Linked DNA regions of Homo sapiens: all the other regions are linked to region 3. A link is a loop called in an ENCODE intact Hi-C map of the cell type or tissue named here. Cell type or tissue: heart right ventricle. All regions are shown on one strand. Region 1 overlaps IGFBP2 (insulin like growth factor binding protein 2). Region 2 holds the start of IGFBP2 (insulin like growth factor binding protein 2). Region 3 has its middle 36 kb from the start of RPL37A.

What was found. Hi-C counts contacts between places; a loop is a spot of excess contacts. Peaks named below come from ENCODE experiments on the same cell type or tissue, not always from the same donor. Only the 100,000 strongest peaks of a DNase experiment are listed, where the experiment ranks them.
Region 1: a loop joins it to region 3, with 2.3 times the contacts of the local background. A loop is called at or near these places in 14 of 110 quality-filtered maps.
Region 2: it touches region 3 in a loop (2.1-fold over the local background); 13 of 110 quality-filtered maps call a loop at or near these places.

What each region holds. Positions count from the first base shown.
Region 1 is chr2:216,644,049-216,652,048 of GRCh38, reverse strand. The region is part of intron 1 of IGFBP2 (insulin like growth factor binding protein 2); the gene reads right to left. Among named protein-coding and RNA genes, the nearest start is that of IGFBP2, 15 kb to the right of the region's middle. RefSeq lists an enhancer at 7,830-8,000. In heart right ventricle, no CTCF peak of the experiment used is centred here; no DNase peak of the experiment used is centred here; H3K27ac peaks cover 2,022 bases.
Region 2 is chr2:216,633,048-216,641,047 of GRCh38, reverse strand. It overlaps IGFBP2 (insulin like growth factor binding protein 2), which reads right to left and starts at 7,628. Exons shown (of 4, transcript NM_000597.3): 1 at 7,083-7,628. The coding sequence starts at 7,524. In heart right ventricle, no CTCF peak of the experiment used is centred here; a DNase peak (open chromatin) is centred at 7,710; H3K4me3 peaks cover 4,383 bases; H3K27ac peaks cover 4,692 bases.
Region 3 is chr2:216,530,790-216,538,789 of GRCh38, reverse strand. No RefSeq gene overlaps it. Among named protein-coding and RNA genes, the nearest start is that of RPL37A, 36 kb to the right of the region's middle. In heart right ventricle, no CTCF peak of the experiment used is centred here; DNase peaks (open chromatin) are centred at 1,912, 3,199 and 4,899; H3K4me3 peaks cover 595 bases; H3K27ac peaks cover 6,834 bases.

The sequences.
Region 1 (8,000 bases), 110 kb before region 3:
GGCTCATGCCTGTAATCCCAGCACTTTGGGAGGCTGAGGTGGGCGGGTCATTTGAGGCCAGGAGTTCAAGACCAGCCTGGCCAACATAGCAAAAACCTGTCTCTACCAAAAATACAAAAATTAGCTGGGCATGGTGGCACATGCCTGAGGTCCCAGCTACTTGAGAGGCTGAGGCACAAGAATCGCTTGAACCCAGCAGGCGGAGTTCACTTCTTGCAGTGAGCCAAGATTACACCACTACACTCCAGCCTGGGCGACAAAGCAAGACCTTGTTTCAAAGAAAAAGGAATGTGTGAACAATCAATTTCTTGAATGGGTAAATAAAAGTTATATCTGCCATGTGAGGGGAAGGCTAGGTAATGTCTGATTTGTAGAATGGCCAAATGCATGGAAAAAATGAGTCATGAGAGTTCTGCAATATGATCTATTGCATATTTCTTCTAAAGCTTGGTTTTGATTGTACAAATTTTATACATTGCTAAATATCAAAGCTCTCTGCCATTTAATAGAAGTCCTTAAGCAAGAATGAATTTGCCTAAATTACTTTAACTTTGTTTACAGAATTTAGCGGGAGGGACAAAGGGAAGGAGGTCAGGCAGTAGCTCATAATCACCACGCATGCTCAGTTGAGACAGGGCTCATAAACACGCCAGCACATACAAGAAACAGCTTTTGTTGGAGAGAATTTGAAGCCAGTCCTCTTTGGATGGCTGATGGTGGTCACCAAACTCCATCTAGCATGTGGCCACTATGTTCAATAGCACAGCCCACCAACAGGCTGGGATTAGTAATTCAGGCCATGCTGGTGGGAGGGAGGGAGGCAGAAGTTAGGAAAGAGGAAGGTAAAATGGGGGTTCTATTTGTTACTTCTTTAGCTAAAGTTTAACCTGAGGTCCTGAGACTTTGTGGGTGAGTGACACTGTTTATGTGTCTTCCCCTGACTTTTTTTTTCAAAAGGTCAGAGGGGGCAGTGGCCTCTCACACTGGAATTCTGAATAGTGTGCACAGATGTCTGTCGCGGTATAGGCTGGCACTCAGGACACATTCCAGCTTAGTTAATGACATCACCCCAACTGGTCCATCTATCTCCTGAGGACACCCAGCTTCATTCATTGTAAACTCCCTTCCTATTCCTTCTCACCCCCTGAGCCCTTCCTTCCTGCAAGGGAGCCAGCCATGCAACACCTGATATCCTTCCATCCTTCAGCAACAGACCAGTCACTTCTGAGCATGGTTTTCCAACAGGTGGTCCCTCCTCTCCCAGTTTCCTTTGTGGTAGTAAATAACTGCAAACAGCCTTCTCAGATGTTTCAGATCCACAAGTCCCCTAGGTTATAAGATCACACGACTGCAAGAACTGGCCTTTCTCTTCTGAGAATCATCTCCCTCCACCTGCAGCTACCACAGGCCAATCACCCAGCTGAGTGCGGAAGAGCTCAGTGACCTCTGTTGAGTGGCAAGCCCAACAGGCACAGGCTACTGCCCTTCCACGGTGACAAAACACCTACAGGAGATGATGCACCACCAAGGGAGGGCAGAGAGCCCCCACCTGGCCGATGAATCCCCTCCACGTCAAACCACTCTGCAAACTCTTTTTGGATTTCCTTTGGAGCACCAGCTTTTGGGTTCGAAGCCTTGGCCAAGCAGTCCCAGTGTGGGAGGAAGGACTGAGGTTCGATCCTGACTTCACCACCACCCCTGGGATTCTGAGTGACGCTAAGCAGGGTGTTCAACTTGCGCAGGTGTCAGTGTACTCATCTGTAAATTCAGGGAATTAGACCCAGTCAGAAGTTCCCAAACATAGCTCTTCATCAGAAATCATCTGATGAGCTTGCTAAAAATAAGAGCCCTGGACCCCAGCCCCAGAAAGTCAGAGGCAAGGACTAAGGAATCTGTATGTTGAATGATACCTCTCCTCTCAAGCTCTGGCATTGCCAGGCCCCCATGCCTTTGTGATTCTCTCTGTTCTGTCTGTTTCCTGAAGAACTTCCTGGTGAGGCGAGAACAATGCCTCTTCTTTTCAAGAGAGGTGGTCTCGGGTATAAGCTTTGCAGAGACACAGCCTTGTAAGCTCATCCACTCATGGGTTTGTAAACAGACACATATGCTTGCTTGGATACATGCAGAGGGGCCTCTCCTGGCCTGGCGTCATGGAGGTTTCTAGAGTATGCCCTCATGCTGCCATCTCATCTCGGGCTCCCCCCGAGTGAACAGAAACAGCACAGCCTCTCCAGAGCCTCCCTGCCTGTGCACTCTCCAAAGGGCTCCTTTATAAACATCAGGGTCATTCCTGGAATTGCAAAGACCTGGGGAGGGTCAGGGCTGAGGCAGACAGTTTGAGAAAACAAAAACATGCTCAAATTCAGCCAAGGTCCTCTGGGGCCCCGTGAGCCAAGCTGTCCTTGAAGAGCCAGAGAAACTGATATCAAGATGGCAAACAGCACTATCAGCTTTCACTCCTTTCCACGGGTCCCAAACATTTCTCCTTGGGTTCAACTAAAGCCATCCAGGAACCTGGCAAGGTGACCTAGTTGCTGAGGCCCAAGTGAGTAGACTGTGCTTTGATTCAAACTTGAACCAGGGACTATGGGAATGGGAAGAATGTGCCTGACCCAGCAATTCTTCTCTCTACATGTGCACAGGGACACATGTACAAAAATGGTCATTACAGCATTACTTGTAGTTGTAAAAACACTATTAGCAACCAGATCCAAAAGTGTTTCAACAGGTGAATGGATAAATAAAACCAGTAGGGTAATACAAAGGAACAATATATAGCAGTTAAAAAGAATATTTCTGACCTATGGATGTCAACATTAGATCTCAGACACCTAATGTTAAGAGGGAAAATAAAACCTTTATGTGCATTTTCAATTTATTTTCACAAAACAATTTGGACAATATTGGTCATCTATCATATATATGCATATAGATGCAATATATGCAAACATAGGCATATTAGTCATCTATCACATATATGCAAGTCTGCTTAGCTAAGAAAGATAAACACTAAGTAAGTACTGCGTGCTAGTGGACAAAATATCAACCGCCCACGGTTCTGGGTGGTAGACTTGTGTTATTACATTGTTCTTTGTACTTTTCTGCATTTTTTAAATATTCTTTTAAAAAAGTCACCTCTCAGGGCTGGGCGCGGTGGCTCATGCCTGTAATCCCAGCACTTTGGGAGGCCAAGACAGGTGGATCACGAGGTCAGGAGTTCGAGACCAGCCTGGCCAATATGGTGAAACCCCGTCTCTAGTAAAAATACAAAAATTAGCCAGGCATGGTGGTGCATGCCTGTAATCCCAGCTACTCAGGAGGCTGAGGCAGAAGAATCGCTTGAACCCGGGAGGCGAAGGTTGCAGTGAGCCAAGATCGCGCCACTGACTCCAGCCTGGGTGACAGAGTGAGAGGCTCTGTCTCAAAAATAAAAACAAAAACAAAAAAGTCACCTCTCACACCAACCACCCCTCATCTTCCTCATCAAGCAGAGCTATCAGTAACCTCAAGTGTCCCTGAAGCCCTACTGGAAGAGGACCAAACGATAGTGACATGGCGGACTTCACCACCACTCTCACTGGCCAGGGCAATGATGTTACCAGGGTCACTTGTCCACCAGTCAGAACCTAGCCCTGGGCTCCTGGCCTGTTCTCTATGCCATGAAGAACTCGGAAATGAGTCAGAAAGAAGACCCAAAGGTAGTAGAAGAGGGTCACAGAATTAAGAAGGGGAAGATGAAGTAATCAAGATGACTCAGGCCTGAGAACTGAAAGCCAAGGGACAAATCCATCCTGGTGCTGCCAGAGGGTGCTGAGTGGTGGAGGTGTCCAAGGGCCAGGAAAACCCAAGGGAAGGGAAGGAGCCGTTCTGTCTCCCCAAGGACCAGAGAGAAAACAGCCTTAAACTAAAACAGGAGAGATCCAAGTTAGAAGCCATCCAAGAATTTCATAAGAAAGAACAAAACAAATCTGATAAATTGCAGATGGGAAGAAATTGCACAGACTCCCTCTGGTATAACTTAGGAGAAACCTTTTGAGAAGGAAGAAGGATGAACAATATGGCCTCCAAGTGTCCAAAGGTCACTTGATTGCATTGATGAAAAGCACTGCCATAGCTGGGAGGATGGCTTGAGCCCGGGAGGTGGAGGTTGCAGTGAGCTGAGATCGTGCAATTGCATTCCAGCCTAGGTGACAGAGCCAGAGCTTGTCTCAAAAAAACAAATAAATAAGGGCCGGGCGCAGTGGCTCACCCCTGTAATCCCAGCACTTTGGGAGGCCAAGGCGGGCAGATCACGAGGTCAGCAAATCGAGACCATCCTGGCTAACATGGTGAAACCCCGTCTCTACTAAAAAATACAAAAAATTAGCCAGGCGTGGTGGTGGGCGCCTGTAGTCCCAGCTACTCAGGAGGCTGAGGCAGGAGAATGGTGCAAACCCGGGAGGCGGAGCTTGCGGTAAGCCGAGATCACGCCACTGCACTCCAGCCTGGGCATAACAGGGGGACTCTGTCTCAAAATAAATAAAATAAATAAATAAATAAAAATTTTACAAAATTTTAAAAAAGAAAAGCACTGCTGGGTAAAGTCTTCTGGTAATTTGACCCAACTTTCTTCACAGCACTCTAGCCTGAGTCCATTGCCAAAAAGCTGTAGGTCTGTGCATTTTCTTAGTCCTCCTAAGGACAGAAGCTTCCTGAAGACATAAACTTGGTCTTAGCTTCCGTACAGCTTTCCATACTTAGTGAATGAAGGACAGGTGAGAAGACATTCTGTGTCCTCAATTAACATTTTAGGAAGGAAGACACTGCTTTTTTTTTTCTTCCAAGACTGAAGAAGTAGAAGCCTGTCCAACTTGATTCTCTTACTTTCATAACTTTATTTACCATGAAGGGACTTCATTATTTAACATCAAGCTCTTCCCAAGAGACTTGGTTAAGCTCTTTTAGTGACCAAGAGCTACCTGTTTATTTGCATAGGATGTATATACATCTCTGCTGCCTTGGTTTCTTCTTTATTCACCTTTCTAAAATGCTTTTCTTGTCCCCCTCCAGCATGAAAAAGCATGTGTTACAGGTGGTATGACAACTGCTTTTTCATATGGTCTCCTAGCTGACACACAGCATGTGCTCAATTAATGTTTACACATTAGAAAAGGTGACCATCTGATATGGTTTGGCTGTGTCCCCACCCAAATCTCACCATGAATTGTAGCTCCCACAATTCCTACATGTTGTAGGAGGGACCCAGTGGGAGGTAATTGAATCATCGGGGTAGGTCTTTCCCATGCTGTTCTCGTGATAGTGAACAAGTCTCATGAGATCTGATGGTTTTATAAAGGGGAGTTTCCCTGCACAAGCTCTCTTGTCTGCCACCATGTGAGACGTGCCTTCACCTCCCACCATGATTGTGAGGCCTCCCCAGCCACATGGAACTGTGAGTCTATTAAACCTCTTTCTTTTGTAAATTACCCAGTCTTGGGTATGTCTTTATCAGCAGCGTGAAAACAGACTAATACACTATCAAAGAGCATCTAGCACTTGCCCAAGAGTACCCTGTTACATTAACTCTTTTTCTCATTCTTCTGGCCTTTGCCTCATCTAGAGCCCGTATCAGCAAGAGTGGTTAAGAGTCAAGAAAGGCAGTGAGCAAGTCAAGAAAGGCAGTGAGCAAGTGGAACCATGAGATGGGATGGGAAGGACACATGCCTGTCCTAAGACCCACATTCAAACAATTCAGTTTCGATGATGCAATCCCACAGCCCCACTCCCATAGTGTAACAAAGGCTGAATCCTACCAACCTTTCCCACCACCCTCCCCTTCCACTGTCCTCTTCTCCATCCCCATAACTCTGCTCTCAGATATTCCAGGCCTGACAAATTGAACCCACAGGATGCAAAAAGAAATTTAAAACCTGCAAAGATGTCCAGGATTGCCGGCCACTCTCAAACCAGCACAAGAAGTGTCTTGAATATAAATAAGTGTCTTTAAATAGGTCACCATGCTTTTCTCTGTCTTCAACTAAAGTTCACTAATTTTGTCTGATAGTATATCACATCAATTACCTTCCTTGGCTATGCTCTCAAGGTTTAAGAGGCAGTGAACCAAACCAGAGACAACCAGCAGAGCCTCAAGTGGGAGTCCTAACTTCTGGGGCATAAATGGGACATGGTTGGTCATTAAGCTGTTGGTAGAACCACAGGCACAATGGCATCGAGGGTCATGACTGCCCCCTGGAAAACTCTCAACCATTGACTCCTCTCTGGACTCACTGGAGGCTTTCCAAAGCAAAGTGGCAGCTGTCCAGGTAAGCCACACTCAAGGGAATAAGTCACACCTGCTAACAGGATTCTTGAAATGACCAATCAGAAAACGTCCAAAAGCGGTGTCTGCCATTCTCCTGTTCTCCTGTATTGCAAGAATCAGAACCTGCACTACCTCATTTGATTATCTGAGTTTCTGTGCTACGTGGCTTGCATGTTTACCTTTGTTATCAAGCAGGCACATGAGGTTGGTAATTTCTTATCCCCCTCACACTTGATAAATGAACTATAGAGCTGGAGGCCAACTGCACAAAGTCATGTAGCCAGTGGCCAAAACCAAGCCCAGGTTGTTAACCAACCAGATGGCACCTGGTCACTTGGCATCACCTAAGGAAAGACTCTCAAGCAAGACCTTTTAGCCCCAGGGCTTCATTTCTTCCCCTCCCCATCTCTATGGGACCCCCATCTTTCCCTAGAAGTAGGCTATCAGTCATGTCAGCAGCCCTACTCAACCGCAAAAGCCTCTTTGATCCAGTAAACCTGTCCTACCCCCACCCCCTTTATCCTGCCTGACACACCTCCCACCACTGTTGCTATAGCAACTGCTCAGCATTATCAGGAAGTCACGGGGCAGGGCACAGGGCACAAGGGAATTGCCATTTTCATTTTGTTCTTGGCCTCGGGCATTTTAGAAAACAAGTTCACCACCCAGAGGCAACTTGGCACCTCCATCCAGAAGTAAAGACAATAGACCTAAAAGAAACTTCCTAGAGAGTTGCATAAAGGAACATTTTTGAGAAGATATGCCTTAATTACTACTTCCCAGGGAAAAGGAGCTCTTCCAAGAAGCAGTATATAATTCACTGCTTTTCTGCATGTGTGAGTCTGGTGAAATGGAGAGCTGGAAGAATCTAGAGACCCAGACTACAATCTGGTCTGTGCTTGCCTTGGCAGTTGAACCTGAATGTAGCCTTGATTTCTTCATTTGTTAAGTGGAGAGAATCTCGAGGCTAAAACAGAGCTGGGGCAGGAAGTGGGAGAGGGGAAGAATATAAAACAAACAAAAAAAACAAAATGAGCTTTCTGGTAGAAGCAGGCAATGTCTAGAACAAAGCCATTTTGTTTATCACTGTTATATCACTTATTCTTTGAGGTGGCTCCCTTTGCTTAGTGCCAATGACTGACTCTCTGCACCCCCAGAGTCCAACCTGAATCACTCCAGCTGAAACACCCCCCTCTTCTCAACTTCTAATAGGATGGAACACACTGAGTAGGTACAACTTCCTCCCCACCTACCAAGGCCTTCCGGGACTCAGTCCCCCTCTTCCCTTTGACTTCCTGGCTCAGAGAGCTCAGTTCCTTGAATGAACACAGGCTGCCACACCTTCACCGTCCTCCACTAATTAGAAACCTCCCCAGGCTTCACTAGAGGCCAACTCCACCAGGGCCTATGGACGAATTCCACTGCCCAGCAGCTGGGTGTTTGCCAGCCCCTGCCCCCTTCTCCCCAATCTTCCCTCCTGCCCTGCCTCCCAACAGCCAGGAAGAGATGTGGGGCTGGCAGCCAGAAGGGCCCCAAAGACTGCCAAGTGTCCCTCCCCCCGCCCACAGAAAAAAGGAAAGGGAAAAATTCCTGACTACAGTTGCTCTGTATTTCTTTCCGGGAGGGCTGGCTTTTTGAGCAAAGTCTCCCTCTGAGTCTTGACTGACACCCAGGGGCTGAGCCAGCCCAGATCTTCCCT
Region 2 (8,000 bases), 100 kb before region 3:
AGAGACAGGGTTGCAATGGAACCAACCCCGGTCAATATGACAGCAAAGGCCAGGCTGCCTGCACCATCATCTGCTACCCAGCAGCTCTTCTCTCAAGAGGCCCACCCTGTGACCTTCTTGTCCCTCTTGACTGACCTCTGTATGCTGGCTACTTACAACTGTGAGGTCCCCAAACTCCAGGACTTGTAACTGTCCATGGAGTCAAGGGAATCTACATAATTGAAATCTGGCAGAAATTTACTGTGCCCCATACATCACCTGCACATGGCAGCTGTCCAGGAACAAAACTGCTGGTTGATACGGTCAAAAGCTTTTCTCTACCAACAGCCCAACTCCTTACCCGGCCACGGAGGTAGAGGGGTGCAGTGGGAAGGTACCCAGGTTAGCCTCTCAGCATTTTCGTATCGCTGAGTCACCCAGTGTCCACACCTGCAAAATGGAGGTAGAACGGCCTCCCTCGCAGGGAGGTGGAAGACAGGAGACAAAGCAGGCACAGAAGCCAGTTCATAATAGGGTGAGGACAGATGCGAGCACCACCAATCTCCTGGCGGCTGCCTGCCATCTCAGTGAATTGCTGGCCAGAGACAGGATAAGCAGAGGGATCTAGAATATCTGCCAACCACGTTACCAGCTTCCCTCATGAATTCAAACATCATCTCCCGCTTCTATGCCTTGGTTTCAGCAGAAGCAGCGCTAGTGCTAACTCTTATAGGAGAGAATCCCATTCCCTGGCCTATAGAAGTCCTTTCCCTCAAAGCCCAGTCAACCACCCTCCTCATTTAAGGATTCTAGTTTTTTCAAGCATTATAGTCTCCAGTCACCTACATAATATCCCTCTGATTGGATGGATCTCTGAGGCTGAGACCACTATATTTTCCACACCATTTTTGAGCCCCACCCACCTACCTAGCAAGCAGGTGTTCTAGCTGAGCCGGAGTAGGAAAGGCATGGAAGGGAGAAGTGTGGGAAAGGAAAGAATGGTCTGCAGGGACAAAGAGGACAGCATGGAGAAGGCAGGAGGAGGAAGAGGGAGTCGGGAACATACAGAGAAAGGCTGAGACGAAATGCACTCCCTGGATACAGAGTTCCTTAAAAAATTAAAATAGGCCAGGTGCAGTGGTTCACGCCTGTACTCACAGCACTTTGGGAGGCCAAGGCGGGAGGATCACCTGAGGTCCAGAGTTCGAGACCAGCCTGGCCAACATGGTGAAAACCTGTCTCTACTAAAAATACAAAAATTAGCCAGGCATGGTGGCAGGTGTCTATAATTCCAGCTACTTGGGGGGCTGAGGCAGGAGAATTGCTTGAACTCGGGAGGCAGAGGTTGCCGTGAACCGAGATTGCGCCACTGCACTCCAGCCTGGGTGACAGAGCAAAACTCGGTCTTGAAATAAATAAATGAATAAAAATAATAATACAAATAAAAATAACAATTCCCAGATACACAGACTCTTTGTAAAAACAAAAAAACAAACAAAAAAAAAACAAGCTTTTTTCTTTTCTTTTGGGTACAGTCTTCTAGTACGCGGGAAGGACCAACAACAAAAGCAGATGTGGATGTGGCCTCACAGCCCCTTTTTGTTCTGCTCCTCCTTCATTCCTTTCAGCAGCCCCCTGTCCTATCCTGCCAGGCATCATAGGTATTTACCTGTTCTCCATTCCCTTTGGTGCAGAATTTTCAGAACTTCCTCATATCAATATCGAACAGTTGTGGCCAGGTGCGGTAGCTCATGCCTGTAATCCCAGCACTTTGGGAGGCCAAGGCGGGCAGATCACTTGAGGTTCACGAGTTTGAGACCAACCTGGCCAACATGGTAAAACCCTGCCTCTACTAAAAATACAAAAATATTAACCGTGTATGGTGGTGCATGCGTGAATTCCCAACTACTCGGGAGGCTGAGGCAGGACAATGGCGTGAACCCAGGAAGCAGAGCTTGCAGTGAGCCAAGATCACGCCACTGCACTCCAGGCTGGGCGACTGCACTCCAGCCTGGGCGACGGAGCAAGACTCCGTCTCAAAAAAAAAAAAAAAAAAAAAAATTAGCCTGGTCGGGCACCGTGGCTCATGCCTGTAATCCCCAGCACTTTGGGAGGCCGAGGTGGGCGGATCATGAGGTCAGGAGATCGAGACCATCCTGGCTAACACTGTGAAACCCCGTCTCTACTAAAAAATACAAAAAGTTAGCCGGGCGTGGTGGCAGGTGCCTGTAGTCCCAACTACTCGGGAGGCTGAGGCAGGAGAATGGCGTGAACCCAGGAGACGGAGCTTGCAGTGAGCCGAGATCGCACCACTGCACTCCAGCCTGGGCAAGAGAGCGAGTCTCCGTCTCAAAAAAAAAAAGAAATTGAACAGTCGTACCTCCCATTTTCTATGGGTGTGAACAGCCCAGCTGAGAACCAACTGGAAGCCACCTGATGACTGGGCCAGAGAACAGTTCTCTCCAAGTCAGCCCTCAAAGGTCAGATAATGAGTGAATGGATATGCTCCTACTTTCAGGTAACCCATGGCTTTTTATTTTTATTTTTATTTTATTTTATTTTTGAGACGGAGTTTCACTCTTGTTGCCCAGGCTGGAGTGGAGTGGCGCCATCTCGGCTCACTGCAACCTCCAGTTCCCAGGTTCAAGCGATTCTCCTACCTCAGAGTCCCGAGCAGCTGGGACTACAGGCAGGTGCCACCATGCCCAACTAATTTTTGCATTTTTAGTAGAGATGGGGTTTCACTATGTTAGCCAGGCTGGTCTTGAACTCCTGGCCTTAGGTGATCTGCCCACCTCAGCCTCCCTAAGTGCTGGAATTACAGGCGTGAGCCACCGCGCCTGGCCAACCCGTGGCATTTTTATTTTATTTATTTTTTGAGACGGAGTTTTTTTGCTCTGTTGCCCGGGCTGGAGAGCAGTGATGCAATCCCAGCTCACTGCAAGCTCCACCTCCCGGGTTCAAGCAATTCTCCTGCCTCAGCCTCCCAAGCAGCTGGGACTACAGGCATGCTCCACCATGCCCAGCTAATTTTTGTATTTGTAGCAGAGAAGAGGTTTCACTATACTGGCCAGGCTGGTCTCCAAACTCCTGACCTTGTGATCCACCTGCCTCGGCCTCCCAAAGTGCTGGGATTACAGGCATGAGCCAATGCGACCGGCCCCATGGCATTTTTATAGAACTAATTTCCAGCCTCTGAGCCTGAAGGAATGATTTGCCTGAAAGTCTTGAAGCTCAGTGCTGAAGTAGGCCAACAGTGAGAACTATCTAAGCCTCCCTCTTCCCTCTGCCTGACAGGAAGCTCAACAGTCCACTTGGCCAAGAGCCATTGTGTGGGCAGACCCTCGGGAATACAACAGATGGGTTCTTCTCTCCTTCCAGGCTCTACCACCTATTCTAACCTAGAGACTCCTGTGCCCCACTTTTCTCAGATTCCTTAACATTGTTAAGTAGAATTTTTCTGTTCTCGAACCTTCCTCAAATATCTTGTCTAAAGAAGTGGGTCATTACCACCACACAAAGGGACTTATCACAGTAAATGTTTTGGACATATGTGGAAGCTGAGTAGGGAAATTTCAAACAAAGAAGACCCGGATTCTGCAGCTTCCTCAAACTGCAGCCCACCATGGGCAACGGCAGCCCCAGGCGTCAGAAAGAACACCACTTGCCTCACTGGTCCAGAATCTGTCGGGCCACACCCTTCAGAGAGGCCCTGCCTCCGAGGCCAGGGTGCACACTGCCACACCCTGCTTGGTCTCCTAGACAGGCGCTTCCCCATCTCCTTCTTTCATGAACAGTGGTGACTGGTGACTCAGGCAGCGCTGCTTAGCAGAACTAGTGCCGGGAGTTCTGTCCAGATGGGGGGAGGGGAGGTGGAAGGTAGTGGTGTTAACAATCAGTGACAGTAGATCCCACTCATTTCCCTAGTCTATTTTACGACTTTGAACTCAGTATGCAAATTTATGCAAGACGAGATGCAAAGCAGTACTCTGAGCCAGAAGTCCCATTGCTTTTTCCCCCTTTTTTTTTGAAGCTGCACTGAACCACTGTAAATCAGTGCTTGCCTCTTCCCCCCTTTATTCTTCCCCGGCAACTGCAGATGCAGAGCCTCCCCAGGCCCGCCCGCCCGCCCGCCCGCCCGCCTGCCTGCCTGCCTGTCTGCCCGCCCTGGGACTTTGAACGACTACACATTTCTGTAGCACCTTTATACGTGCAGCGGGCCAAACGGCCACTCGGGCGGCCCCGCCCCTCAGCATAATCCCCTGCATTGTACACGGTAGGGAAGGAGGCTGGGGAGATACTGAAGGAACCGGTCTAGCCCAGCCTTAATTCTGAAAGGGCCTGGACTGGCCCAACCCTGTTCCCTCCTCGACCCTGACATTTCTAGGCACTTCTATCCACTCCACCACCAAACACATACACACGCTTTTAGAGTCCCAACTTCAAGCAGATCTCAGGGTCTCCTTTCGGTTTTTCTTCTAGGCCTACCCACCCCTTCCCCCAAGACTGACTTCTCAGTTTCTTTGAACCAACAAGCCCCAGCCCATCGTCCCCGTGGGATACAGGCTCACCACCACCCACTCCTTCCACCCACTGATGTGCCCACCCCCACCCCTGCATCCTTGCCATCCCCAGGAAGCCAGCAGCAACACAGCCCCTGAGTCCCGGGAACAAAGACAAAAGAGCTAACAGCAAAGCCGGAACTGCTGAGGTTCGCTGCCTCGAAATAAGAGGGTATGTTTAAAATTCTCAAAAGCAACCTGCTCAAAGAGGAATGCAGGCTGGAGGGGGGGTGCTCATTCTTCGGAGAGGAGAGAAGACGGGACGGGAGATGGAGTGGGAGGCAGAGGATTCAGTGCTAAGATCTCCGTCTGGGCCAGGCCCCACCCAACTCGGACCCAGCACTCTCCATCCAGTGACTCCAGTCTCTGCCCCAGCCTAAGACCCTCTCCCACACAAAAGCCTCCAACCTTGACCCCTTTTTCTCCTGCACCCTTGCAAGCTCAGGCTCCTTCCCAAAGTGCTCCCCTCCCCCAGCCCGACTCTTTCTCAGGCACCCCTGACATTGGTCACTTCTTTTGAGTGCACCCACTCAGCTTCCAGCCCCACCCCCCACCTTCCACCCCTGCTTAACATCCCCTCTTCCCAGGCCGGTGCACAAAAATGCGGAAGGCGTCTGGGCACTGGGGAGGAGAACGCAGCTGGGGCAAGCTGGCGGAAGGGAGTCCCATAACCAGGCAGAAAATCCAGAGTGACATTCTTCCCATGAACTCACCCCATTGTCCCTGGCCTCCCCTGACAACTACCCCCCACCCCCTTCAGGCTCCAGGGAAAAGTGAATGGGAGAAAATCTGCCGCATCTGTTCCTGGCTAAAGACCCTAACCGGCTTCAGGGATTTGGGAAGTAGAATTGGTTTTCAGGCTTAGAATAAGACGAATGAAGAGTAGGAAAAAAAAAAAAGTAAAACGTTAAAGAAGGAAAGGCATCACACACTTTATTAAAACAGTCAGCAGCCAAACCATCCTATGAACTTAGAGGCCTTTCAAAAAGTTCACCCTGCTGAGGAAGATGTTTAGTTTGTCAGAGTTCAGCTCAGAAACTGCACAGCACCTCCCCGGTGGACCACGAGGGGTGATGAGGAGGAACGCATGACTGGGGGACAGGCACCCCGCAGTGAAAGGATTTCGTGGGGGCTTTTTCCTTTTATTGTTACTTTCTAAGAGAAGCAGGAGGGAAGGGTTAACTTCCAGGCAGGCTAGGGAAGGAAGCGAGCCGAGGGAGAAGAAAGGGACTGAGAGGCTCCACTCAGAGGAAGCCCTAACTTGCTCTGTACTCCAGAGCAAAATGTGCTAGAGAAACAGAAGAAAGATTTCAACTCTGACCCCTAATTCCATTCTCAAGGAGAACAGGGAAAAAAACAATAGCCGACCAGGAGAAGGGAGGCGGGTTGGTGCATGGGGTGGGGGGCTTACGAAGACCTCAGAAGCTAAAAAGCAAGCATTCTTCTTTTCACTTTTTCTTTTTAAGTTTGAGAAACTTAAGACTCACTTGCTTTTTCAACAACAGCAGCAGGCAGTGGACACATTTCACCACTGTCTCCAAGAGGAAAGAAAATAATTACAGCTTCCTCCCGACCACTGGGGCAGGAGGCTTTCGTAATTAAAAAAAAAAAAAAGTAACCTCCTTAGAGCCTGGTTGTGTCCCTCAAATAACTTTTTGGGAGGGATGAGGGCCCCTGAACAAAGAATATCGGGTCCTCATTCTATCCTACAGGAAAGGGTCCCTCAATTTAAGATAGGGGCGGGGGTGGGGGGTGGCAACGCATCTCTCCTGCCTTTCGATCTGGGGCCCAGATGCGAAACCGCACAGCCTGGCTGCCCCCGTCCAGGGAATGCAGCCGGCGATCGGGCTTAAGTTACATTGATTCAGCTGCTAGGAGACCCCTCGCCTACCAAATGCCTCCCTTTTATTTTTCCATTCAACGTGGTAGCAAGAGCCCTGCTCGTTCCCTATGGAGAAATAGTAGTGGTGGTTTTCATTTTTCTCCTAAGCGACTCATCCTACAAAGTACCAAGTCCTTTCTTTCCAACTCACAACCCCAGTAGAAGGAAGGGCCCCTTGGGACGCCGGTGCCTCCTCCTAGCTCCCTCTCCTCTTCCAAGGTTCCTGGTGTCACTGGCACCCCGCAGCCTCCGCCTCCCAGCAGCGATCCCACCAGGACCCTTGGGTCCTCAAGCAGTGCCCCAAATAAGATTCGAGTTCCTACTCCCATGGATCTGACCACCGGCCCCCTTCTCAGCAAATCCCTCCTCCAGAATAGAAGTCTGGGTCCGTTCCACGCGGGTAAAACTATGGCAGCAGGGATGCCTTTCCTCTCCCCATTCATCCCCACCAAATGAGTCGCCAGGGCTCTTCCACTTGCTCTAACTCCAGTTCCCCTCCCCGGGCCTGACTTCCGCGTCCCGCTAGCAACAGTCCCCCTTGATTTGGTCCAAGGTCTCGGCTCTGCCGCCCCTAAAACCGTCCGTAAGGTCCAGCCGCCCGTCGGGCTTCTCCGCTGCCCTCCAAGTTTCTCCCAACTACTTGTTCCAGACCGCGTTACCTGCAACCTGCTCCGGGCTGGCGCCATACTCGGCGTCCCGGCGCTTCTCACAAGTGCCCTCGCCCATGACCAGCGCCTGCAGGGGCAGCTCGGAGCCCGGGTGGGGATAGCAGCGCAGCCCCTGGCCGCAGCGCGGGGTGTAGACGCCGCACGCCTCGCCCTCCAGCCGGGCGCACACCGAGCAGCAGCCGCAGCCCGGCTCCCGGACGAGCTCCGCGCATGGCATGCGGGCGCCTCCGGCCACTGCGGCCACCGCGGCGGGCGGCGCAACCGGCGGGGGCCCGCAGGCGGCCAGGCGCTCGGGTGTGCAGGGCGGGCAGCGGAACAGCACCTCCGCGCGCGCCCCGCCGCCGCCGCCACTCGCGCCCAGTAGCAGCAGCAGCAGCGGCAGCAGCGGCGGCGGCGGCAGCGGCAGCGCGGGGCAGCCCACTCTCGGCAGCATGCTGGCGGTCGGCAGCGCGGCGCGGCGGGCGAGCGAGCGAGCGGGCGGGCGGGCAGGTGGCACGGCCCTGCGAGCGCGGGAGCCGCCTCCTCCGCTTCTTCCTCCTCCCTCGCCGCCGCAGCCGGGTCCTAAAGGGCCGGCTTCTCCCCGCCCCCTGCCTTCTCCCCTCCCCCTTTTGGAGACCACTCCCTTCCCCCCCGACACTCCCTCGCGCCGGCAAGTGAGTGCGCGCACGCCCGCTCGCCCACCTCCGCGTTGGCTGCGGGCTCTGGGGGTTCCCTGCTCTTCCCGGGCCCCGTCCCTCCGCACTCTTCTGGCCTGACTATGACTCCTGAAGGAGAATACGGATAACTCGCGGGTTTGGGTAGGACCGGCGTGGCGGTGGAGAAGAGCGCGTGCTTTTGTCTGCTCTCAGTTCAGTTCGCGAGGACTTCGTTTGCGCGCTTCCCCTGTGGCCGGCACTGGGCTAACCGCTG
Region 3 (8,000 bases):
TCACTTTCTCACACGAAATGGGCCAGAGCCCGGAGGATGAACCTCTGGGAGAGGCGTCATTAGGATGGGTCAGTAACTAGGTCAGCAGTCACTGTGTCTGGGTTCTCTTGGATTCCTCGAAGCAAGTTAATTATTAAAGGGAACAGGTGAAAATATAGTCTTGAGGTTTGATTAAACTAAAATTGGTCTAGTCAGAGAGTGGGGTGGGGAAGAGGGTTTCAAGAATTCCAATCGGCCCCCAATGATACTGCAGAGACCCAAGTTGCCTTGGAATCTGCAATCAATGCGGAAATCACCAGAAGTATAGAGGAGTGACGGCTCCGGGCTCCAGTGCAGCAGGGCCTAGAGAACGAGAAAGGCATCCTGAAACTTTAAAAAAGTTGCATCTCTGTGTTGACAGCAGACTTTAAAACAGGTACAGGCCACTAGGGCAAATAGAAGCCTGACCAAAGATGGGGAAAATAAGGAGGACTTTCTGGAGGAGGTGCTCTGGAAACTGGGCTCTGGAGGAGGAAGGAGATAGAGCTCAAAGGACAGAGGAAGGTGCTTTGTCCCATGGAAAGTATGAAAGAGAAACTCCAGTGGCTGGGTGCGGTGGCTCATGCTTGTAATCCCAGCACTTTGGGGGGCAGAGGTGGGTGGATCACCTGAGGTCAGGAGTTCGAGACCAGCCTGGCCAACATGGTGAAAACCCATCTCTACTAAATACACAAAAATTAGCCAGGCGTGGTGGCACTCACCTGTAATCCCAGCTACTCAGGAGGCTAAGGCAGAAGAATCGCTTGAACCTGGGAGGCGGAGGTTGCAGTGAGCCAAGATAACACCACTGTGCTCCAGCCTGGGTGGCAGAGCAAGACTCAGTCTCAAAAAAAAAAAAGAAAGAAAAGAAAGAGAAACTCTAAAGGTTCAGTGGACAGCAGAAAGTTCTCCATGAAGAGTTTAAAGCTAGAAGGGGAGTCCTGGGTAGCACCTAAAAGGCATGTGTGTTTGTGTGTGGGGATGTATGTGTGGTGTGTGTGTGTGTGCATACATGCAGGTATGATGTATGTATGTGTGGTATGTGTGCATGCATGTGTGTGGTGTGTGATGCATGTAATTTTGTATGTGCATGCATGTATATGGTGTGTGGTGTGTGATGTATGGTATGCATGTGGTATATGCTTATGTGTATGCATGTGTGTGCGTGCAGTGTGTGCATGTACAGGTGTGGCATGTGCATATGTGCACACGTGTGGTGCATGTGTGTGGTATGTGTGCACATATGTGATGTGTGGTGTGTGCACTTATGTGCACGCATGTGTGTGGTGCATATGTGGTGTGTGTGTGTGTGTGTGTGTGCTCATGCACACACATCCTGGGACTTTAATGGTAAGGATCATCTGGCCGAATATCTCTGGTGAGGAGAAAGCAGGTGGCCCAGGCCAGAGCTAACAATAGCAGGATTTAGGGAGAACTGGGCAAGTTTGTCAGGGGCCTCCTGAAGCAAACGAGGAGCCACAGTAAAGGGTCTTGAAAGAGGCCTGCTGGATTTTCAATCAGACCTGCAGTGTCAAGTTTCAGCTCAAGTGATATCCAAATGTCTCATATTTCTATTTTATCATTTCCATATTTTCAGTGAGCAGAGCTTACCATCTGCACAATGTTGAGCCAAAGAAATAAAAACCAAGAGGAAATTGCACTACAGTGCGGCATAATCAGTCTGATCCGCCTGGGATGTTAGTGGAGACATGTGTGTCTTCACTCATCTGAGTATTAATGTCCTGACTGTTTCTAAGCAGGAAGTTTCCCATTTGGCCAGGCTGAAAGGCAGCTCCAAAATGGAGCAGCAGTTTTCTGTTCTCCACGAGCTCCCCTCCCCTGCTCCTGAATCACGTCACTCCCCAGTCGCTGCAAATGATTCTCATGTGTTGACAGGTTACACAGTTCAAGACAAGACATCAGCAGGAGTCTGGGTTGCAGCAAGAACCAGATAGCAGAGCAGGGAAGCCATGTGAGCTGGCTATTAGGTGACAGGGGCAGGCAGTGATCTGCCCGCTCTTTCCAGCCTCTCCCTCCTGGGCCCTGCTGATGTGTCTGGTTGTCCTCTGCAGCCTAGTCCATGGCACATCTCAGAAAAGGCATGTCAACTCTTCAATCCTTCATTTCTTCATACGAAAAGCAGGCTCATAACACCTACCTTGTAAGGCAGTAGGGAAGAGTGCTATGTTTCATAGAAAAAGATGCTAACAGAGCATCCAGCACACACTATTACTTAAAACATGCTTCAAACATAACAATAATAGTACACACTTATATCATGCTTACTACATGCCATGAGTGGTTTTAAGCACTTGATATTTTATTTATGTGTGTGTGTGTGCACACATGAACCAATTTAATCCTCACAACCCTGTAAGGCAGATTCTACTGTTATCCCTGTCTTACAGAAGAAGAAACTAAGGCACAGAGAGGTTCTGTAACTTAACCATGGTCACAGAGCTAGTAGAGCCAGGATTCAAACTCAGGCAGTCTGGCTCCAGGGACTAGGTGTAGATAAATAAATGAATTAATTAAAAGTTGATGTGTTGGTGGATGGATGGGCAAAGAACATGGATTCCCATGAACTCCAGTAAGGAGCAAGTTATCTAAGCAGCACATTGACAAGTTAAAGGCTCGAAATTCTAATCCCAGCCCCCATCAAGTCCAGGAACTGCAGTTGTTTAATGTTGCTACAAAGTGGCATCACCTACTCCAAGCTAGAGGTGAAGGCTGCTTCCCTTACTGAGACAGGCTTAGTATGCCATAATTTGGAAGGTTATCACTGGAAAGCACTCAGGTTATCACCTAACTCCTAATTTTATGTTTGCAGGAACTGAGGCAAGAGAGGGAAAGTGACCAGCCTAGGGTCACACAGTGCCTGTTCAGACGCGTGCCACTTCTATGCCCAGCACTGTTTTTATGACATAATTTGGCATCTCCTTCACACTAGGAAAGCAGAATCCGGAAGTTGGGGGAGGAGTTATGGACAGAAAAGCAAGATTGAAGAGTGGAATACACTGCCTGGCAAATTGTTTTAAAATGAGAAGGTCATACTTTGTTGCAAGGAAGTTCCTGTTTATGTAAGTCTGGTGAAGTCATCAGACCTTTTGCCTCTCCCCCGCCCCTCCCTGAGGCATCCGGAGGTCCACGGAGGGAAAGGACACTGGTACGGAATGCACCCTACACTCCCACGCTGCTTGCTGTTCCCCCAACACGCCTGAGAGCATTCCACATTCCCACTGCAGCATATTTGCTCACGCTGTTCTGGGACTGAATCCTCCCATCCCTACTCCCATCCATGCCTGGAGTAAACCTCCCCAGGCTTCAGGGACAGCTCGAAAGCCCCCTCTGTGACTCTTTCCCAGCCGTCAGAGCCAGGATGGACTTCCTGAGCTCCAGGGGCACTTGAAGCCAGTGGGGAAAGTTCTGGCTCCTGCATCAGCCAGGTCTGGATCTCTGTTCTGATTCTCTGTTCTCTGCTCACTTAAGTGTGACCTTTGGCAAGGACCTTCATGATCTCCCTGTCTCCATTCTCCCACTTATCAAATGGGAATAATAACAGTCCCCTCCTCATGAGGTTATATAATAAGATCAACATATATAAAGAAAGCATTTAGTACAGTGCCTGGTACTTAGTAAATGGGAGACATGATTGCCACTCTTGGAGGTCTTATTCCACATGCTTTTTTGATTTATGGTTGTTTGGATTTGTATCTTATGTCCCCTTCTAGAGAGATACCTATCTTTTGGCAGGAACTGTGTCAAGTTCAACTTTCCAATCCTGCTGCACTCTGAGCCTTGTGCAAAGTTGTGCTTTGTGAGCATGTGTTAAGTTGAAGTGAATTGGAACAAAAAAGATGAGTTAATTGTGGCAAAAAGCAGGGCGTTATAGTTTTTGTAAAAAGCCTATGATGACTGCCTTTATAAATAGACTTCAGAGGTTCTGGGTAGATGTGCAGAGTAGAATATTGCTTTCAGCTCTCATTACTAGTGTTCTTAAGGATGAGGTTGAGAGAAGCAATAATAATAACATCCTCCTATCAAGGACTTCAAATGGTCCATGTTAGGTTCTTTGTAACTTCACTTATTGCCCACTAACAACCTCTAAGGTAGACGTTATTATCCCTATATATGGATAGGAAATTGTCCCTATATATGGATAGATTCAGAGAGATTAAGTCACCCAACAAGGTTGGAGAGCAAGCATAGAGCTGAGGCCGGGTTTGAATCCAAGCCTGTCTGACTCCCAAGGCCATGCTGTACCCTGAACAGGTCTGCAGACCGCCTTCTGCCATCTGACCTAGGGCTTGTTTTGGTATGGCCATCAAGCCAAGGTGGGTTTTTACACTTCTAAATAGTTGAAAAAAATGAAAAGATTAATATTTTGTGACACATGAAAGTTATATGGAATTTAAATTTTAGTGTCCATAAATAAAGTTCTACTGGAACACAGCCACATCTGTTCATCTATACATTATATAATGTATAGTCCTGCCAACTATACATTGGCTGCTATAACAGAAGTGTTGAAATATTTGCAGGAGACACTGCATGCCCCTTAAAGCCTATATTCCCTATCTAATTTTTTCAGAAAAAGTTTGCTAGCCCCTGCTCTAGGTCATACTGACTCTTACAGACAAACTTAATGCAAAGAAAACTGCCCTTTCCATAAAAGTCATGCTACAAAAAGGGCACCCATCTCTGCAGCAATAAATCTTGGTCTCCAGATTCTGACTTGCCTTTATGCGTGCTGAGCCGCCTTGGTTCTTGCTTTCATCCAGCTCGCAATATGATGTGAAATGAGAGCAGCCACCAGACTCTGCCGGGCAGAGACAACAGGCCACAGCAAGCCTGGAAGCAAAGGGAAAGGAATTTAGAGCCAGAAGTCAGCTCAGCTTCATTAATGCCTTCACCCCCTTGATTCAGGGTTTCCTGCCGCATCTTGTTCAGCTGTGAACGTGCCCAGGCCCCAAGCAGGGGCAGGAGGCTGGAAATGATGAAAGCACAGGGGCTTCAGGCTCCCTGATTCTTTATCCAGTCTCCACCCTGACCACTGGGCAGAGGCCTGGCTCAGCATATCTCTCCCTGGGAAGCCTCAGGCAATCCCTCTCCCTGAAGAGTACTCAGTCTGAATGTAGAATGAGCGCTTGGCCCAGCTGTTCCATCGCCCATCTGCCTCACTCACCTGTTTTCCTTCTCCTTCACACTGCACAAACACCTTTTGCCCCTCCATTGTCTCCCTATGGGGTGAGCTTTGTGGCATTCCTTCATCCAGCAAGGGCTTTTGAACACCTGTTGTGTGTCCAGTTTTGTAGAGACACAAAGGAAGTAAAAGTAACCCAGGAGGTTTCTATTTGTTTCAGGATACCAGGTATACACATGGGAAGCCACAGAATGATCCTTGAAGAAATGCTGAGCACCAGTTATGTGCTTGGTATGCTCCAGGTGCCTTCATAACCATGCTTTTGCTTAAGCCATAAAACACACCTGTGGCCCAGGCATCCTTATGCCCATTTTACAGATAAGAAAACTGAGAATCTGAGAGATTGCCTGGAGATCAGATGGCTGTTAAGGGATGGAGCTAGGCTTTCAATTCAGGTCTCACTGGTCCAAAATGCATGCATCTTTGAAAAACTGGGCTGCTCCCTCTACCAGGATGTCATTGGGTGCCTCGGGGTTACAGGATGGGGATTTTAAGACAAATTTCTTAGGGAAAACAATCTTAAGTCCTTACACCGCAGCAGAAAGCACACTGGAACACCAATAAAGAGATTCTAGACACAGCCTGGCCGATCCTATAGTTAAAAAAAAAAAATTCTTCTAGACCCAACTCTTCCTTTAATGAGTTATATGAGTTATATGTCTCTGGGTATGATTTCTTCCCTTCCCTGGGTCTTAGTTTCCACATCTGTAAAACTAGATAGTCTGGACAAAGTGATCTCAAAGCATCGCCCACCTTCACTGCTTCTCTCTGTTCCTGCTGCTTCACAAATACAGTGCTTGGGCACAGGATTCAAAGTTCAGCTCTGGCCGTGAGTCACAAAACTCAATCCAGGTGCTTCCATCTGAATCTTGGAAAGACAAAAAAAAAAAAAAAAAAAAAAGCCCTAATAAAACTGATAGTCTGGCTATCTGGGTTCAAACCACAAAACTAAATTTTAAAAAAATAGAGGCAAAAGATATTATATAGCTGCTATATTCCTTTCTAAATTCCTTCCTGCTTGGTTTTCATGGAACTGTTTCCAAGAATAAATCAGGCTTCTGTTGCATTTGCATTGCTGGAGCCTCCTGAAGCAGGAGATAAGAGGCAGCAATGTCAAAAAGGAAACTGGGTGGTAGGGTGGGAGGTGGTGGCAGAAGGAGGCCTAAAGCTTGAAGGACAGGAAGGATTTAAACAAAGTGAGGACAAATCTTAAAAAACAAACAAACAAAAAGAGTAAAACCCCAAAGGCTTTTGGGGAAACTGTGAGGCGACCAGTTAGTTTTAATAGGAATTATCAGGGAATTAAGGAGAGACTAGAAATATAGGCAATCTTAAATGCTTTCAGCAAATTAAAAATGTGACTTAACATCCCAGTAGCTATAAGTACACTTAGCATCCAGATCTTGGTTTCTAGTAACACTGTCCAATATAAAAAGAACTAGCGTTCTTTGAAGAAATGTCTGATTCTAGTAGGACTGTAGCAAGAAATATACAAAATGAGTTTGGAATATCTTGAAATACCAGAAAATAAAGAAGTGATCAACAACGAATTTTTTAAAAAACCTACAATACAGCTGGGCACGGTGGCACATGCCTGTAATCCCAGCACTTTGGGAGGCCAAGGTGGGAAGACCACTTGAGCCCAGGAGTTCAAGATCTGCTGGGCAACATAGCAAGACCACACTAAATTATGTATAATTCTCCCCCTGCAATTTTCTTTTTTCTTTTTCTTTTCTTTGTTTTTGTTTTTGAGACAGGGTCTCACTCTGTTACCCAGGCTGGAGGGCAGTGACTCAATCTCAGCTCACTGCAACATCTGCCTCCTAAGCTCAAGCAATCTTCCCACCTCAGCCTCCCAAGTAGCTGGTACTATAGGGATGTGCCACCACGCCCGGCTAATTTTTTTGTATTTTGGGTAGAGACAAGGTTTTGTCATGTTGCCCAGGCTGGTCTCAAATTCCTGGTCTCAAGCGATCCATCTTCTTTGGCCTCCCAAAGTGCTGGGATTACAGGCATAAGCCACCATGCCCGGCCCCCAATTTTTTTTTAATTAGCCAGGTGCGGTGGTGCATGCCTGTAGTCCCAGCTACTCAGGAGGCTGAGGAAGGAGGGTTCACTTGAGCACAGGAGTTTGAGGTTGCAGTGAGCTATGATTGTGCCACTGCATTTCAGCCTGGGCAACAGATGTATGCTGTCTTAAAAAACAAAACAAAATGGGCCGGGCGCTGTGGCTCACGCCTATAATCCCAACACTTTGGGAGACCGAGGCGGGCGGATCATGATGTCAGGAGATCGAGACCATCCTGGCTAACACGGTGAAACCCCTTCTCTACTAAAAACACAAAAAATTAGCCAGGCGTGGTGGCAGGCGCCTGTAGTCCCAGCTATTCCGGAGGCTGAGGCAGGAGAATGGCATGAACCCAGGAGGCGGAGCTTGCAGTGAGCCAAGATCGAGCCACTGCACTCCAGCCTGGGCGACAGAGCGAGACTCTGCCTCAAAAAAAAAAAAATCGTACCATAATGGGGATATGTCAAAGGGATGCAGGAGCCAACTGAAAGAGCTACCAATGAACAAAGCTGGAAAAAATTAAGCAATAAAATGAAGTAGTGTTGATTTGTAACCCAAAAATAATGTAAAATAAATATCCATACTGATATAAGTAACTGAATAAATGGAAAGAGAAAAAAAAATCCTATAGGAGAATCCTAAATAATTGATGTAGATATTGTACCCTCCAGAAGAGGGAACATAACTCTCCATTCCTTACATGTGGGCTGG